Regions from separate parts of the Mus musculus genome. Here region 1 is linked to region 2. Evidence: chromatin loops called from intact Hi-C (ENCODE). Cell type or tissue: left cerebral cortex. All regions are shown on one strand. Links, peaks and the distances in the headings refer to the core of each region. The heading gives the core; the rest is flanking DNA.

What was found. Hi-C counts contacts between places; a loop is a spot of excess contacts. Peaks named below come from ENCODE experiments on the same cell type or tissue, not always from the same donor. Only the 100,000 strongest peaks of a DNase experiment are listed, where the experiment ranks them.
Region 1: a loop joins it to region 2, with 3 times the contacts of the local background. A loop is called at or near these places in 2 of 42 quality-filtered maps.

Annotation. Positions count from the first base shown.
Region 1 is chr3:156,557,696-156,567,214 of GRCm38, reverse strand. Negr1 (neuronal growth regulator 1) reads right to left here and starts at 5,421. Exons shown (of 7, transcript NM_001039094.3): 1 at 4,863-5,421. The coding sequence starts at 5,020. It overlaps 4930570G19Rik (RIKEN cDNA 4930570G19 gene), which reads left to right and starts at 5,528. Exons shown (of 4, transcript NR_040399.1): 1 at 5,528-5,739. In left cerebral cortex, for the core only: CTCF peaks have their summits at 3,086, 3,599 and 5,205; DNase peaks (open chromatin) are centred at 6,857, 7,060, 7,217, 7,606 and 8 more places; H3K4me3 peaks cover 6,400 bases; H3K27ac peaks cover 4,842 bases.
Region 2 is chr3:156,347,591-156,357,109 of GRCm38, reverse strand. No RefSeq gene overlaps it. Among named protein-coding and RNA genes, the nearest start is that of Gm33311, 28 kb to the left of the region's middle. In left cerebral cortex, for the core only: a CTCF peak has its summit at 5,199; DNase peaks (open chromatin) are centred at 2,911, 3,021 and 3,370.

The DNA.
Region 1 (9,519 bases), core at 981-8,980, 210 kb before region 2:
ATACATACATGACACATGGCAACACATGCCACTCCACCACTTCTCAGCTCTATGCTAGGGACTCATTTTCCCAGGCTGACTCACTATGATCCATTATCACTTTTGCCCTGGTTTTACTCTGACCAAAATCAACTCAGGAGAAGAAAGGGTTTATTTGGCTTGAAGGTTGCAGTCTGTCAACAAGAGAAATCAGGGCAGGGACTCCATGCAGAAGGCTAGAGGCAGACACTGATGCACAGACCAAGGAGGAGTGCTGCTTACTGACTTGTTTATCTCCTCTGGCTCATTCAGCATCCTTCCTTACACACCCCAGGCCCGCTTGCCTCGGGATGGCACTGCCTGATGTGCTCTAAGCCCTCTCATAGCAATTAACAATCAAGTAAAATGCCCCCACAAACATCCCTACAGGCCCATCTGACGGGGGCAATTACTTCATAGCATCCCGCTTCTCAGGTAGCTTAAGTCAACAATTAAACCTAAGTATGGCACCTTCCTTCTTTAAGAGCTTTGGAATTATGTTTTTAAGAACTCTACCAAGTCAGCACATAAGCATTTAAATAATACCTTAATGTTATAAATTGAAGATCTCCATGCTGATGAAGAGTTTACTGGGAGCACACGTTGCTTTGGAGCACAGGAGGGACTCAGCTTACAAGGAGACATCCCAATGGTCTTCCCTGAGGATACCTAATTGAGTTCTATTTATTGGTGGTTCCACTTCCTCATACATAAATCATTTATTGTAACCAACAGCATGCTTTTCAGTCGAGACTACTTAATGTAGAATAAAAGCAGCAAATGTGTTGGCCTACAGGAACGAATATTCAAGGCACCATTTCTAAATCTATTTGCAAGGTTATGTGGTTCCAGCAGAGACATCCTCCACAGAAACATGCTCTCTAGTACATTTGTGTCACCTGCCCTTCTCCCAAAAGTCACCTAGCATGTTGCTCAATCGCTGACACTCAAGCCCAGTGCACAGAAGGGCTGGCTGTGCTAATTTTGCTAAAGTAACAGAATGTATCACTTGTAAGGAAGACTTTCCCTCCTTCCTTCCCTTCCTTCTTTCTTTCTTTCCTTTGATTAAAAGCATAACAAGCACAGAGTAAGTTATCTTGAATTCATATCAAATCAGCTGAAAATGTACAAGATCCATGCAGAATGGCTGAATGAATAAACAGGTTGCAAAAAAAAAAAAAAAAGAGTTGAAAATGAAACATGTTTAAGAATGATACAGATGTTGGGCATAGTATACTCCTTTAATCCCAGCACTGGGAGGCAGAGGCAGGGAGGTCTCTATGAGTTTGAGAATAGCCTAGTCTACAAAGTGAGTTCCAGGACAGGCAGTTTCCAGGACAGAAACCCTGTCTGGAAAAACAATGAGCAGAACAAAGAATTGTGCAGTTGTAGGGAGGATACAAATATTTGTGACTGTTTACAAAGACTATGGGGCATCTTTGACCTGTTTACTCAACAGCATTTGCCAGTAAAGTGAGAATAAAGTAATTGATTGGTGTTTTACTTAACACTAAGAAGTCATCTGATTTGTATGTAAATTTCAATAGTGTGCCTCAGCTCCTCAGGGCTAGCAGCCCTAGGTCCTAATGAAGTTCTTGCCTTGATTGTCCTCTGCCTTGTCACCAGGTGCACAGTGACTCAGATTTGCTACACACTACAAAATTCAATATGAAGACTGGAGAAAAAAAAAAAAACACACCTTCCTATTTACCAACCAACACATTTTATCAGGAATAGAATAATGTAGATAAATTTAGCAAACATCAAATTCTATATCGATACAAAGGATGGTAATATGTTTTTAAAAACCTAGGGTGTATTCTAGAAATTCACCTATTTTTAAAATACGAAGTTCATGTAAGAGTTACTCTGTTGAATACATGCATCATTAAATCCTTTGCCTGGAATGTCTACACAGGTCTACTGAGTGGCTCAGAGGGTGTGCCTTGCAGAGCCTGCCATCCTGAAAAGGCAGAGGTTAAGAGTTGAAACCACAGTGATAGCCTGGAACTCACTGCACCTCCTCTAGGTGAGCTAAACAGTGGTGACCATTTACAAGGTGACAGACAGCAGGAAGTGGCAGGATGGGTTTCCTTTGTGTCACAGCTCCACTCAAGGGAAGGCTTAGGTTGTTTGCTATTCTTTTCGTAAACACTGGACTCCATGGCACTTTGAAGACAGAAGTGGACCAGCTGACCTTTGACCTGGCCCTTCATTCACAGTCAGGAGCACCTCCATCCCTAACTGGCATGTCTGCACCTCCAGGGTTTAGCACTCCAAGATACTTGCTAACAGTTATCTCTCTACTCTCAATGAGATGCTTTAAGGATTGTGCTGTAATAATAATAAAAAAGACAGTAGATTGTCATATCGACCTGGTAAGTGCTTTCTTAGGGATTCAATTCACACACTTTGATAAGGATGGGCCACATGTTTGTGGGGTATAGTTTTGTTTTTCTAGTGAGTTACAGGATAGCATCAGCAATAAATTGAATATATATATCCTGATGGATTTACTTCCAGTGAAAGGGTGTCCCCTGAGCTGGCCACCATCTGCTCTTCCCCAAGCCCACCTGTATCAGCCCATGAGCAAAGTCAATACCTGAGGCTGAGGAAGTCACAGGAAACTGAAAGCAATGGTCAAGTTTTTAATGAACATGCAATCTTCTATAAATAAATGATAAAATTGTCCCTAGATCTTGGGGGATCAAAAAGTTCAATAATTAGAGAATTTCTATAGGATTGTAAAATTGATGTAAAAGAATAAAGCAGATAGAATTTGCTTCCAGTGACAAAGACGATATTTAAAATATAGACAATATCACTGGGAAGTTTCGAGAGTCGAGAGTTCTCTAAAATGCTACAAAGCTCGAGGTTCGTCATACAAGGATGAGGTCTGAAGCCTGTAAGCAAGCAAGAAGCACACCAAACTCAGCACTGTAAGAATGCTCCCCACAAGCCTGGAGATCTACACTGTCAGAGTGAAGGTCTCCTGGAAGCAGAGCAGGCTCCCGATAGATACTTCCGTTGACCGTAACACTTATTAAACTGCTCATTACGAAGGGGATTGCCAAGATTTATCACCACAATGTGAGTGAGAGATCAAATCCTTCAGGCTGAAAACGGTAATGCTTGCCATATTTTAGCCATTTGCTACTGCAAACACACGCACATTTCAGTTTCTGTAACTGAGCTTGCCTCCAAAGCTGATGATCAAACTTACAAAGAAACTAAGAACATGAGTAAAAAGGTATTCAATTCTCAGCTGCTCCATGATAAAGCACGCCTCACCCTTGTCCAAAATGAAAAGTTATTCTTCTATACTGTAGCAGAAATGCATTACTTTTGTGTTCTCCGACACTTAACAAGAATAATATATTCTTAAAATAAGGTATTAGCATATATTAAAATTGTCCTGTGTAATTGGCCTCAAAAACAATTAAAAAGCTTTAAGTCATGCCTGAAACCTACATCCTTAAATTTAAAACGTTGCCTGTTTCAACCATAAATAAGCATTCTTCCCCACCTTAGACATGCATGTATTATACTGGCTCCCTGTAATCTGTACTCAAAAGCAAACTACCACCCAGTGGAGAGAGTGAAGATCTTCCAGGGATATTGGCAAAGCAAGCCAGGTTTTTTTTTTTGGGGGGGGGAGGCAGGGGGACAGTGTAGGTGGGTCTATGGGAAGTGAAGAGCAAGGCAGGGCAGGGAGCCCTGTTTAGCGCTAAGCTTGACTGGTCATCAATTTATATCCAATGGGAAAGGAAATCTTCCCCTGGGCATACTTGGTAGTGTGGCTTCTGAGGAAAACAGGCTAGGGAGACCTTTCACCGACAAACACTCTGTTCATGCTCAGCTCAGTGAAAATAGGGGAAGACAAGAGGCAAAACTACAGACAGAAGAGAAAGGGAAGTGTGTGTTGGGGGTTGGGGGGTGCACGTGTGGAGTGAGTGTGGAGTGTGCATCCTTTAAACACTGGGGGGGGGGGTTCTGAGTGTGAATCATTTCTCACAGGAGGGAAGTGCCAGTGTATGAGAGGATGGGAGAGCTGAGAGGGAGTGTGCTCATAAAATCGAGATTTATGGGATCTGAATATGGTACTGGACCTTGAGTGTGGGTGTGACAGAAAAGTGCATGGGAGGCAAAGCTGGAGACAGATGATGGTCTGGGAGGGGAAGACAAGGGCTATGGTGAGGACCGGAAATTAGTGGAAAGGGAAATCTGGAAAAACAGGGAGAATAAGGAATGACAGGAACTAAGGTGTGAGGGAAACACTGGGAACACTATAGCATAGGAGTAAACCAGAGACTGGAGGCAATAGGGGTGACTGAAGAGGGAGTTGGAGAAATGGGATAGGGGACAGAGGAAGAGGGAAACACAGAAGGAAAGCAGCTACAGGAGGGGGAAAAAAGCTGAATGGAATATTTGGATCTTACTGTTCAAGTGAGAGGGAAAATAAATGGAGCACAGAGCCAGCAGTTGAGAAAAGTCGCTTACGGAGTGAAGCAGAAACAAGCCCTGTAAACTTGTCAGACTCCTGGAGTACCGCTGGCAGCAGAGCGGAGACCTGGCTCCAAAGTGGCACCTGCCCCTCCTTCAAGCCCCACACTTCCTAAGCCCGGGCTGCTTGGAAAGCGCTTTTCCCTCTCTCCCTAATCCAGCCAGACCCCTGCCCCGGGGTCCGAGAAGCCCAGGAAGGGTCATGCGTGGCTAGCCTGAGGTGTGGTGTTTTTGCTCGTGAGCAACAGCAGGATTCACTCTGGGTGTAAAGCAAGGTGCAGAGAGGGAAAGGGACGGAAAGACAGACTGAGGCAAGTGTAGAGAGGGCGCGCGGTCCCTACCTGAGCACCGCTGTGTCACCTTTCCTCACCAGCATGTTGTCCACGGCCGCCCAAGGGAAGTCCACGCTCTGCCCGGCCGGGAGGCAAGAGCACAGGCTCAGAAGCACCGCCGCCAGCCACTGGTTCGAGCAACAAGCGCCCTGCGCCAGGAGCACCATGTCCGTGCCTGCCAGGCTGCTCGCTCTCCGGCAGCGTCGGCTCCCACCCCCTGCTGCTGGCGAGGCTGCCCGATAACCAGGCGGCGCGCCACACGAGATTTTTTTTCCTCTTTTCCTTTTTCTGAGTGGGTGGGTGGGTTTCTTCTCTTTCTCGCCCCCTCCCTAGTTGTCGGGCGTAGTTTCCCTCTTTCCCCGGCCTCGCCTCCTTTCTGCTCCTCTGCAGCTTGCCTTCCCTCCCTCCCCTCCCGCCCCCTGGCACCGCGCTCCACCTCCTTCGGGGCGCCCGGCCGCGTCCGGAGCGTGGCTAATCCCTGGCGGCCGCACACCGTCCTGCGAGGCTGCGAGCAGAGCGCGGGAGGCGGCGCAGGCAGCGCGGGGCGCAGCAGCGGCCGGCGGCCCCCGGGCTCGCGCGCGTTGCCAAGCGGCCGTTTCCGTAGCAACCCCGCCCAGGGATGGAGGACCAGGCAGGGAGGGGGGCCGGAGAAGCGAAAGAGATAGATCAAAAAGAGGAAAGAAGAGGGACTGGGAAGCTAGGGCGACTGAGGATACGCCGAGGTCTAGTCCGGCTTGGCAGCGCGAACTAGAGAGCTTTGCGAGCCGCGGGGCTGGGAAGTCAGGGCATAAGGGCCAGGCCTGCCCTCTGGTGCTTTCGGCTCCTCGGGCCCCCGACTTTAAAGTGCTCAAGTTGGGGTCGGCGCCATCATGACGCCTGAGACTGAGTGAGTTGGCTTTTTTTGTTGTTGTCTTGTATTTTTTTTTTAATCCTGACTAGCTAATAGCGCTGTTAATAAACTGCCAGTTAGCTCTCTCTTCTCTCTCTTCCTCTCCTCTCCTCTCCTCTCCTCTCCTCTCCCCTCCCCTCCCCTCCCCTCCCCTCCCCTCCCCTCCCCTCCCCTCTCCTCTCCTCTCCTCTCCTCTCCTCTCCTCTCCTCTCCTCTCCTCTCCTCTCTTCTCTCCCCTTCCTGTTTCCTTCCCTCCGTTCCTTATTTTTCCTTTAGTGGGGGTATTTCTTTTCACCCTCTCTTGGAGATAAGCAGGGATTGTGGCGGCGCTGCTGCTTTACGGGGACAGTATAGTGATTCGGGCATGCCGACCGAAAGCTAGTGCGTGTGTGAGTCCGCCTGTGCGTACTGGAGAACGCCTGCCCTTCTCTGTGCGTCTTGATACTAACTTGCGCATGAGTGTGTGTGCGCGTGTGGTGTCAGCACAGAGTGTCCACTTGTGAGAGGGAGATGGAGTGTGCAGGGCGCGTGCTGGGCCCGGGAGCGCGCGACACGCAGGCGCAACGGGAGGGATGGGCGGGCCTTACTGGGATGCAGAGTTGGAGGAGGCTGCAATCAGTGTTTTAATTGTGTGGAGCTAGGCGGTCCTGTTATGTAAGAGGCAGTTTAACCCATTTGAGCCTACTGGGCGGAAGGCTTGCGCATTCGGTTGAAGCCAAGGCATTCCTCGGCTTTAAAGAGTCCCAGTTGTATTTTTTTTTTTCACCGCCTCCCAGTTGGGGTGGACCTGCATCCTTTGAGCAGTAACCTCAACCCCTCAAGGGGCAAGCAGTGTCCCGCGGATCTGCTAGCCTACGCCCAGGTCAGGGCAAAACAGGGTACAAGGCACGGGGGTCACCCCATAGTCCACTCTTCCCCCCCCCCCACCCCCTTTCTGGCACTCATTTTCAACCCTAAGATCCTAGAGGTCTTCCAGGCGATTTGCAAATCAATGAGAGAATCTGAATCCAGAACAGCGATTCCAGTGCCCATGAGGAGTTTGGGAAGCTGGTGGTTAGAAATAACTTACCCTCACCACTTGGTTTCCCCCACCTTCCGCCTGTAGCGGTATTTACAAAACACATTCGTCTTTCACTGGTGCTCATTTGAACTCCTTTATTTATTTATTTATTTATTTATTTATTTATTTATTTTATTCTTTTATTTTTTTCTGAACGCCAGCAGGGCCCCGCGGCAGAGCGCACTGAAGCAAGGATCTCTGCAGGGGTCAGCATCCGGCTTCCTCCCCAGACTGAGCTCTTGATGAGGCAGGCAGGAGTCATAGATGTTGGTGGTACCCAAGGTGGCTTTTTATTTTTTATTTTTATTTATCACGTTGTCTAAGGATAGATGGGGTAGGGCCAGCAATTCACATCACCCGGGACCACCCAGACTGACTATCCAGGAGCCTCTAAGCAACATCACCACCCTGCAGAAGATTCCCTGCGAGGCTCAGCAATTAACGGAGAGGTTTGCAGCAGGAGCTACTGATGTGATTAGTATTCAGGCTTAATTCTCAGAACCCGCTCGGGAATTGAAAGTGCGGTAGTATTCAGCCGCATTTCGAAACATCAATAAAATGTTAGTCATTTGCGGATGAATGAAAACATTTTTCTTTACCGTCTGCTGTGCTAGGGAAATTATTGTCAAATGGCAGCCTCCCACTAATATTGATGCCAGATACCTAAAGCTCTCCTCTTGTGTACTTCATTTAACATTCTTGGCAGTGCACTCTGGATAAAGCTTAAAATTATCTAGGACAAACGAGGTATTAGAAGGCTTGACTTCCCACTACGTGGCCAACTAGTTCCATGCGGTATTATTTCGCTATCGATAAACTAGACGCCAATGAAAAGAGGCAGAAGCCTCAGTTTCTGGCATTGAGCCAAAGTTTAAGGATATTGTATGCAGGGATGGAAGAGCCAGCGCCTTCAGAGTACAAGCCACTGAAAGACATCCTTTCCTAACTGCTTTCCCCAGAGACTAACTAACATCTTCAGCAGTGGTAGTGGGGGGTGTTGGATAGGATGGGGGGATTCTGTGGCCAGGGAGTGAGCTCTACAGCAATTTTAATATGTACAACAACCCTTCAGGCTCCTAGACCGAAACTGGAGCCACTTCTATTTAAAGGCAATGAGTTTCCTTTCCTCTTTCTGGTTTCTATCTGGGCTTCTAGTCGATGATCAGAAAATACTTAACTCTTACAGAACCAATGTAAGCAAAAGAGAAGCCAAGGTGATAAATGTTGCGATCTTAGAGTTTATTTGTAAGTATGTCACAATTAAGGAATGCATGTCAGGCAGTTGCTCTAGCCCAGTGCTTTTATGCTGCCCTCTGATTAAACAGGGAAATGGGAAATAAGTTTATCCTCATGTTATTGCAGGCTTACCATTTGACCCTTCTGAGGGTTCACATCTGAGGGTATTTTTCAGGTTTCCTAGCATTTGCTTCTGAGGCCTCTGAATTCTTCCCAGTAGAGATATAAACTCTGGAATTCTTTGCTCCTGTTGAGGAAACTATAGAGTAAAACCATGTAAGAAAATGAAAATGGTAGAAAACCCTACCTGTAGAATAGAAGGCCACACTGTCTTCAAATGGATGGTGACTACCTGAGAGGATGTCATGGGATGGTACCCAGGTCAGATATCATGGGGTGTCTTACTTTGTAAGCATGCATTTCGCTGTTTCTAAACCTCAAGTTCCTCCATATAAAGAATTGAAAGTACCAATATGGAGTTGATGTGGAACAGCCATGTAGAGCCAAGTAGTGATGGTAGATACTTGTCCATCGGTTTACACTGATTTTTCCTCTTACCTATGGCCTATGTTTTTAAACACTCCGTGGTATATTGGAAAGGAGACTGTTATGTCTTTAGAATTTTCATTTAAGGTTTGGTGGTGCAAATGAGATCGATATTATGAAAATATAGGGCAGAAAAATCTTAGGCAGGACAGGACCTAGCATCCACTTGAAAGCCCTGAGAGTAAGAGTATATTGTAGTTCTTGAAGGCATCAGTCAGAGCACTGTCCAACCAGGCTAAGGGTCTCTCACTTGCACAGTGATTCATTTTGAGTTAAATAGGCTTAAGTTTGATGGATTTTCAAGTCATTGTGAAACATTAAAAACAAACCAACAGAACCACCACCCTTAGGGAATTATTAGAGATTCTCAGCCTAGCCCCCTTAAAAATTTGGAAACAGGCAACTAGGATTGCTTTGGTAAATGCTCACTCAGTAGCACTGCAACCTCAGTAGGTAAAAGTTAACAGCACCAGGACTTAGCCACTGTGCTATTATTCACTGACATTGCTAAATATCCTGCCTCACAGAAGCAAACCATTGCAAGTTAAGAACTGACCATTCAGTCAGAGGTCATAAGTATAGACATTTGTGTATGAACCCCCTGCCCCCCCACACACACGCACTTGAGAGTGCGCACACACACTGATGAGGCAGTGCTGTGGCCCACACCCATACTGCCTTGAAGTTTACAGAGACAGAAGTACTCCTCATCTAGCAGATTCTTGGCCCTGATTCCTTGAGGAGATCCAGTTAGATGAATGGAAGGGGGGTAATAATTAGCCCCAACTGAACTCCTTATCATGTCCCTCGTGTACTGTGCTGTGGCCATACACTGTGGCCAGCTCTTCTTAGTGTGTGCTATGTGTGCTTTCCCCACGTGTGGTTCTTTGCTAATGGCTATGGTGAAGGAGGTGAAGGGGAGGGACCTCTTAGAT
Region 2 (9,519 bases), core at 1,035-9,034:
TCCAGACAAGAAGTAAATTAATCAGCCATTGTTTTGAATACTGTCACTGACATGGGAAACAAAAAAATCAGATTCATTGTAATTTATGGTAGAAAGAGATACAACATGCATGCCAGTTTATTAACGTAGAGATGAGAGCCCATTCATGTGAATAATGGAGAACAGAAAAATTTTCATTCTCTTTTTCTCTTCTAGAGACATAGATATTTCAACAAACAATATTTTCAAAGATCATAGTATAAAATGCTAATATGAAGTATGCATTCAAAAGTTCCAAGTAATGGTATAAAATAGTACCCATAGCACAATGCCTTAGTGAACGAAGTGGGAGTTTGTAGGCAAACTATTATATGTGAGTAAATTTAGGGTATACATTTTGTGACCTATCCTTTACTATGCTTACTAAGAATAAAATTTTATATCAACTGGTTTTCAGTTATATCTCTAAGTAGTGCATCAAATTTATTCTCCCCCCATACCCTATGAAGTTAGAACACAGAAAACAATGAAATGCAGCACGCAGAAACAAAGAAATAAGAGAAGCAATTATATCTTTGAAGAGGCATTTCTAACTTTATCATCTACTTGGTGTGTAATTTTCAATACTGTAAGTCAGTGAAATTTTTACAGTTTGTCACATGTAAGGAAATGTTCACAGTTTACAACCATTGTTGTTATTAATGATAATAGCTTCTGTTAATGGATGAAGCACATGGATTTTTCAGTTGTGTCATTGATTCTGTGTGTGTTGTGCTGCTGGTGTGATTCACTGGCTTGTTATGGGATGATTGACAGCATTACTACACTACCAGTAAGATGGGTCTGATGCCCAGAGAGGTAACTCAAGTTCTAAAACAGAGACAGGTGAAATGGGATTAAAGCCTCAGTCTGTCTGGCTCCAGTTCTTCTGTGGTTCTCACATTGTCAGGCTGAAGGGTGCTATAAAGACTCACTGTTAGGTTAGCATTTTTCTGCCCTCTCCTTGTTTCATTGAGTGATTTATAGTACCTTAAAAACTCAAAGGACCAGCTTGCCTATTGTTGGAAGCAATAAGGCAGGGCAGTAAAACCATGTAGCCATCTCTCCTTGCTAGGAGACTGCTAACAGCTCAACTCTAGAAAGCCTAATGCACCATGGCAGCTAGGAGGGAATAAGGCTGGATGAGCAGCCTGACAGGCACTGTGGAGGTAGTTTACATTTTCTTAACAGCTGCCAGGATGAGAAATAAGACCCTAGCTGTTCTGAGATGCTGCAATGAGGCCACCTGAATAGAAAATGGAAACTGAGGTACAGCCTAGAAGTTGTCTTTATCTGGCTATAGAATCAAAGTGAAACATACACACACACACACACACACACACACACACACACACACACACACACACAGTGTGTTTTATGATTATAGCTGTAAAACAGAAAGTGTCAGCCACATGATTGTGATGTGTTGAAGCAGAGGAGATGGTCTTTATTCTCTGTCCTTACCACCTGAATTCTTAAAGGAATCAAGGGCTGTTTTCCTGTATTTTATTTATTGTTTTTCCCAATTTAGACGATGCCATCTCTCTTCTGCCATAGGAGATCAGGGAAGTTGCTTAGCTGTACTTCATCTGTTATAAGATAGAATAAGATGTACGTGTCCACATACATGTCTGATGCTCAATGAACAGGGAATCATGGTTAAAAATTACTCTGCCTGCTGGTCCAGTGTGAAGATGCTACCTAAGAATACACATGCACAGAGAGATTCTGAAGGTTCTGGAAAACCAAGGTGCCACTTCCTCTGTGCACCTGAGACATATTTCAGTATCTGTACGTGTTTATTGATGATTTATTGACAACAGCAAGTGGAATCAACCTATATGTCAGCTTATGACAGACAATGCTGTTTTCCCCCATTTAGTTCTGAGTGTCCATATTTGTGATTTTTGACTCCTTTTGACTTCTACACATTTCTAAACTAACTTTTAAAACACTTCTTTAGAGATAGCTCAATATTTCAAGCATGGGTTAGTTTCTCTGTAAATAGTTATTAGATTGGTTTGAATCATTTTGCTTTATTTCTGTTACCTCCATGAAAGTCAAGCTAGCATTGAGATGATTTACTTTGAGTTATTGAGTATTCTCCCAATTAGCATTGCTATTCTGACGATAGGAGCAGAGAGGTCTTTCTGGAGAGTGAGTTTTAGGACCTAAGGTGTAATGGGTCTTCACAGAAAAATTTTGGTAAAAATTTTCCTCATATTTGGTCTTGTGGAAAGAGTTATTTTGTCCTATCCATAGTGTCCAGTTGCCTTTACTTTCCTGTAGGGCAAGAGTATTTTTCTTTAAACAAATAAAATTCTAATATACATTTTAGAGTTCATTCTCCTGAAAGTAAATATGTATACATATGACTGTTATGTAGGTCCTGTGTGAGGACCCATGAAAGGTGAAGGGAGGAGAGTGAGTTCTAAATGCATTTCTAGACGTTACGGGGCACCAAAGTAAAATACTGTGTGATAGACTGTATTAAAGAGTACTAAGGATATAAATGCCCATACGACTCACAATTTGAATTCCATTTGTATTGTGAAGAATCACCTGAGACTATGATATTTTACATGATATTTGTACTTATTGGTGAACTTTTTGGCCACCCTGGGTTGTTTGTTTGTTTGTTTGTTTTTGTTTTTGTTTTTTTCTTCGCCCCAAAACAAGCAAATGAGGTCACATCTTAAACCATAAAGGAGTTATATGGGTCACTGCTGGTCCAAGAGGGAAACTAGTGTCCAGATGGTTTCAGGCAGCGAAGCTCCCACACCCCACCCCTACCCCGCCCCTGTCTCTTTAAATTCTCTGTTGTTGCTCTTCCCTTGGCTGAAGAGAAGTCCTGAGTAGAAAGCTAATGTCTGTGCTTTTATTAGCTGTGCTTCACTCCTTCGTACTCACTCTGTAAAAAACTATGACAAAATCTAATCAAAAGAGTATTAAAGGGAAATTGTCGCCCTCTTTTCTATAAAATGTGAAACAATTGCTCTCGAGTTCTGCAGTGATTTATGGTATATCTAAGTGAGTGGGCACACTGGAAGAAAGATGTGTAAAGGCAATAAATATTCATGAGCATAGTTAGCACTAAAACATTTCTTCTTTGCCACGAACCCCACTTTTCTTATTTCCACTTGCTAAAGTGGGAGACATATTAAAATATTAATTTTCCGCTTTGTTGGAATGAGTTTTGAAATCGAGTGCCATTAAGACTCTGAAGGTAAATATGAGAACTCCAGGACATCAGTCACTCTAATACTCTGTGTTTTTAAAAATTATTTATTTGCTTTGTAAAAGGAGCCAAAAGTTCTGATTGCTCTGTGAGACATATATGTAGGAGAAAGCATGGAGGTCCTGTGAAACAGGGTGTCACTCAGCAAGCATCTCTAGCTTGTAAATCAAAGGCAGAGCTCTGCAGGCAGGACAGCACGCCACAGGCAGGCCCCATTCTACAGCCATAAAGAGAGTCTGTGCTAGGTTAGGGTATGCTTCTGTTAGAGGAACAGCTGGAAACTGCCATGGGTCATGGTTGTCTGATGGAAGCAGTTGCTCAGGGTTAGCAGGCCACATGCAGACCGCAATTTTAGGATAAATGTCTCGAATAGGTTTGTCTGTGGTGTTGGTCAGAGGTGAGCTATAAGCTCACTGTACATTTGCCGAGTATGAGAGAGACACATAGGTCCTCAGTTGTTCTTTTATTAAGTTTAAGGCTGACTTGTCAATTTAATTACATGTGGAATCAATTGTTTAAATCAACAGTTGCAGAATTGTAGATCACTGTATTTTATTATTTTATTTTACACACACATACATGTGCACACATGCAAGCATGCACACACATACAAGCACACATGAACACCTGCACATGCAGACACTCAGACATGCACTCACGCATGGACATGCACATACACACGCACACACATGCATATATGCACTGAAGAACATACAAATACACACGTGTTCTCATTCTCCTCCACTGCTCTCCCTCTTCCCTCATCTCTCCCATTTGCTGGTCACTTGTTCACCCAAAGAATTTCCACTTCTGCTTTCTTGCCTTGCATATTCCACCATCTTCTCTCCTCTCTCCTCGAGCCTGAACTCTCTAACCTTCTAATCATCTCCTCTCTACTTTAAAGAACAGAGATGTACATATAAATCAATCTACATTTTGTATCTGAGAATACTTTCAAATATCTATGGTTTTGGGGAAAAAAATCTGCATAGTTTTCTAGTGTGTGTGAAATGAGAAGGCCAGAAACAAGCTATCTCTAATCGATCTCTAACTGGTCACAAAGAAAAAAAAATTTTTTCCAATGGAGTCTCACTGTTTATACAAGCCACTCTGAAGGGCAGACCCATCCAGCAGTGGATGGACACAAAAAACTAACTCAGTGGCAGTTCTGGAGGCTCTTTGTCTCATAACCTTTTGTCAAAGCATTCTTTTGTTTTGCTTTAGATTTTCCCTACAGGTATTTAGCTTATACATTATAATTTTTAATTTTGTGTCCTTATAAGATTTCAGTGTCTGTGAACTTATGTGTCTCTGCACCTGTTCATGTGTTCATGTGTTTTTCTTTAGCTCTTTTTTCCATCATATTCTCTCTCTCTCTCTCTCTTTCTTTCTCTCTCTCTCTCTCTCTCTCTCTCTCCCTCCCTCCCCCCTCCCTCCCTCTCTCCCCTCTCCCTCCGTCTCTCCTTCCTTCCTTCCTTCCTTCCTTCCTTCCTTCCTTCCTTCCTTCCTTCCTTCTTTTCTCTCTCTCTCCCTCTTTCTCCCTCTCTCTCTTTTTCTCTCTCTCCCTCTTCCTTCCTTCCTTCCTTCCTTCCTTTCTTTCTTTCTTTCCTTCCTTCTTTCTTTCTTTCCTTTCTTTCTGATGTGTGTTTTCTAGTGAGAGAGAGAGAGAGAGAGAGCAAGAAAGGATATCGATTTGATTAGGTGCAGAGATATAATCTGGGAGTTATTTGGGGGGAACTATAATCACAATATATTGTATTGGATAATATTTCAATAAAAAAAAAACAAAATAAAAATGAAATGACTAGCATTAGAAACGCAACCAGAGGCACCATAGATGTTTGGTATGCCTTCTGCTCTACGGGAAGCTACCAACTTCTGAACTAGGCCTGGCTGAAGAAAGTCTTAACATAGATGACCACAGGCGCCACCTACAGCAAGGCCCTGGCTCTGTGCTTTCTTCTGTGTGCCAACCGACATGCATTCCACCAAAACCAAACAGCAACAGCTTCTCAGATGGTTGTTCTAAAATAGGTTCAGAGGTTATAGTCTACCATTTAACCTAATTCTCACATTAACCTGTAAAACAGGCCCAGCAGGTATAATTGAATATTACAAATGGAGCAGCCTAAACACATTATACAATAAACTAGATAGGTTATAGAAGAGCACTTAGGACCCAAAAGTCAGCAACCTAGCAACCTGGTAATAGTAGTGTTTAGATGGGTAGACCTATTGGAGCACATGGATAATGAACTTTGTAGGGAAACGCAAGCCCAATATTGTTTTGATAGGCAGTGTTTGGAAAGTGCTAACTGCAACATTTTAGGGCTTCCTCTGCTGGAATTTCCATAACACAGGAGGCAAGGAGAAATTCTTCTTGCAAGCTATTGTTGGAGGCATTAGTAAAAAAAAGTGCAGAAGAAAACTAGGTAACATAAAACCACAAGTATTCAATGACTCCTGTGAATCAAAGGAGGATGGCAGAAAGACAAGAAGTAAGAGGGTCAGGGCAGGGAGATAGAAGGAAAGAGGTAATTGTTTAAACTTGACAGTAAGTTGCACACTGGCTTGATGAGTTATACCTTGCAGTGCCAGCTCCTGAGAGGAAGATCCTGGAGAGTCCTGAGGGAATTCAAGAGAGAGGAACTGTCCTATGAGTACTTGAGGCCATCTTAAACTGAATTAATCTCCCACACTGGACCCAACAGAACAAAATTCTATATTGTCTTACAACAGTGGCAAAGCTTAATTACACAAGGCTCTGTAAAAGCTGAGTAATTAGGCTGTGTCCGGGCAACCACCGCTATCTCTTAGTCCCACTTTCTGTCTGTGTCACAGAAGGGAGAACCCGGCACCCGTTTTGGTTCTGTGGCTGTCTGATACTTAAATTTGATTTGTTCTGTTTTAACTTTTATGTGCACCATTACTCAAATGAACTCTACTAAATTGTTTTCTTAAGAATTTTCCACCTAACAATGCATTAAGGAATTAACAATCATTATGAAGATAATGAATAGCTACTATTATTACAATATAAAAAAACCCATAACCAAATTTGTTCTTTCCCTACATACTGGTATCTTTTGCTCATAAATATTCTATAGTATCAGAGAAACAATCATTGCCTGCCTTGAGTCAGCTGTATAGAAATAATCTCTTTTTCATGTAGCATCCTGCCATATAATGGGGCAGTTTAATTAAACTTTCTGTCCAATGGTTTATTAATTCTGTGAAAAAATTGTTTTTTGTGTTATTAAAATAAGCAGTGCATTGGAAGGTCACTACAAAAAATATCTTCATTACTGATTTCGAGTAGAATATAGGAAAAGATGCCGGTAACATTACAGGATCTTCGATTTCAAATTTGAAAGGGTTTAGAAATATATTCCCTTTCTTATATCACTTTGCAAGTGAACTCATGACTTGAGTTTTAGCTATCTTATAAGAAAGAAACTGAAGAAATTAGCAACATGGAATTGAAGTTTTTCTTCCAATATAGTGTCTTCACTTAAAAACCTAGTTTTGAACATATGCATTATGAATTATAAAACAGTTAATTTTATAGCTAGAGTTATTTATTTAATTGTGGGTTTTGTTTTGTTTTGTATTGATTTTTTTTTTTTGCAGAATTAATAAACCATTGGACAGAAAGTTTAATTAAATTGCCCCATTATGTGGCAGAATGCTACATGGAAGAAAGGTTATCATCCTTTGTTGCCTGGGATGATGACAATCATAAGATATTTCTGTTAAATCACATTAGTTAGACTGTCAGGTGTAGACCTGACTGCCCCAGGTGCCAGTGTAGGAAAACAGAGAATGGCAAAGTAATGTAGTAACCACCTAACCACCAGGAGCAGGGGGAAGGGCATGTGTGTTAGCTCTTTTAATTACAAATGTTCCTTTGCTATTCAACCTGCTTACGTTTTTCATCTTTCCAAGCGTTTCACAACATGCTTCCTTCCTCCCTTTCTAGATCTCCCACACACATTCAAAGCATTAATTGCATAGACTTAGTTTCTCTTACAATTTAACTTCCTACATGATGTAGTTATGGTCCTAAAAAAGAGTTGATTAGGTCAAATTGGGATTGTGACTTACCATTCTTTTTTTTTTTTTTAATGAATGTAAGTCATTTATTTCTTGTTGGTGGTTCAATTATTTCAACTTGCCTGGCAAGATGGCTCAGTATATAACAGTGCTTGCCATCAACCCTAATAACTAGAATTTGATCTCTGGGACAGACATGATGAAAGAGAAGAAACAGCATCCACCAGTCCTTGGGCTTTCACATGTTCATTGTGGCAATCACTTGTTAAAGCATGTGTGTATACACACAATATTCACATATATGTATATACATGTACATATGCATACATAGTAGATTTCAATGACACAATTATAATAGTTTTAAAATAATATAGAGAAATTTGTGAATTTAAAGGAGTAGAAGACAGAATATCAATTAATCATATATTTCTTGTCTTTTAAATTTATATAATTTAAGGGAATAACCTGCCTTTATTAAGTCCTGTTTCGAAGCTGGAAGCATTGCTATTGCAATAAATTTAAAAATTAATAACAAGTTGGACTTTTTGCAATGGTTGATATTTTTTAACACATTCAAAATGCAATTTGTTATCTAGGTTTAATGAAATCAAGTCCATGCCATCTCCTGAGATGACTAGTTGGAGTGTTGACATTTAACAAACCTGGCTTAGTCAGTATTAAAGGATTTTGCAAAAATTTCAGAGAAACATAAACATCTGAGGAACTCAGATACAGAGGTAAAACCAAAGTAAGGTGACATGTTCTTGCTGTGGTCACATCACTGCTGAAACATACTTAGTCATTAATATTTAACTGCCCAAAGAAACCATACTTCCACTGCATACAAGAGTCTTTTACTGAGGTACCATCCTATCATCTTATGTAATATTGGTCCGCTTTCAATCTTACGGCTGATTAAGATGTATTTATATGGCTTATGTGATTGCATTAAAACCATTTTATGCAGTGGCAGCTTGAGCATTTTAAAGGAGAAATTCCCCAACAATTATTTTATCCAAAGAGGTGTGTGGCCGTCAGTTTTAGCTTCCACTGTGTTGGGTTTCTGCTGCATTTTGCCATTAAAAAGCCATTTTCTTTTTATGATTCTGTGGCTCCTAATAGACAGATATTGAGATATTTATCTACCTGGCAATTTCAGTAATATGCATCTGTCTTAGTCTGCACAATTACAACATAAAGCTATTGAAAAGAAAGGAAACAAATAGAACAGAACCCAAAAAAGCAGCTGTGTGTTACAAAATGAAGCATTTTCAGTTTCCCATACTTTTTTTTTTTTTTTTTTTTTTTTTTGCTTACTTCGGGTGTTCCTTTCACAAGGTGATATTTCTTACAAATAACCACAGTTTCTTCACTTGTGTGCAAGATTGTTTTCTGAAAGGCACCTCACATCTCTGCTTGTGACAGGGCAATAGAAAAGGAATGAAAGAGAAATTATTTGAATGTAAGATTTCAGTGAATTGAAAGACTGTCACTGTCTTATAAGTGTCATGGGCAGATGGATGTTTTTATGAGCTAGAAGGAGTTGAAATGAGTCAGAAAAGTGTCTTTGGGAACTTTCTTCTGTGCTGTAAGTCTCTGAGGTGCTGAGGCCATGAAAAGAAAGCATTCGTGATTGTGTCTGTGATCCTTGTTTCTGTGGGGAATTTTTCAGTCTTAAGTGTCATTAGCAGACCAGTTCACTCATGTGACAGTCAGATTTCCACTATGGTGAAAAAGATAAAGTATCTGAGAGACAAAAGCTTAAAAGAATACAGCTTTTTGCTTTGGTTGTTCTATAGTTGTGTGGGTTCTGCTCATGGTTTTCTGGGTCTGTGACAGGAAATGTCAGGAGACAGAGGTGTAAAAGCAACAGGAATGGGTGGACAATAAAGTCATCCTCAGTGTGGAAAATGAGCAAATATCTTTTCACCTAGAGAACGCAATTATGCGAGGACAAAGAAACTATGTGTTCAAGTCTTTTGTAGGGTCCAGAATTTACTGAGGTGACTTGCAAGAGGAAATGACTCAGTGCCAGCTGCATCACCAAAATATCACCCCAGTGTAGATGAGGTTTCACTTAAGTTCCACCCAAAGCCCCTGAAATATCTTGTAGACAACTCTACCAACAATTTGAGTCTTCTTACCCCAGAAATTGATCCTTGCCTAAATCACCTTGGAGAGAGGCCTGTGAGCGGTTTAAGTCTGTGAGC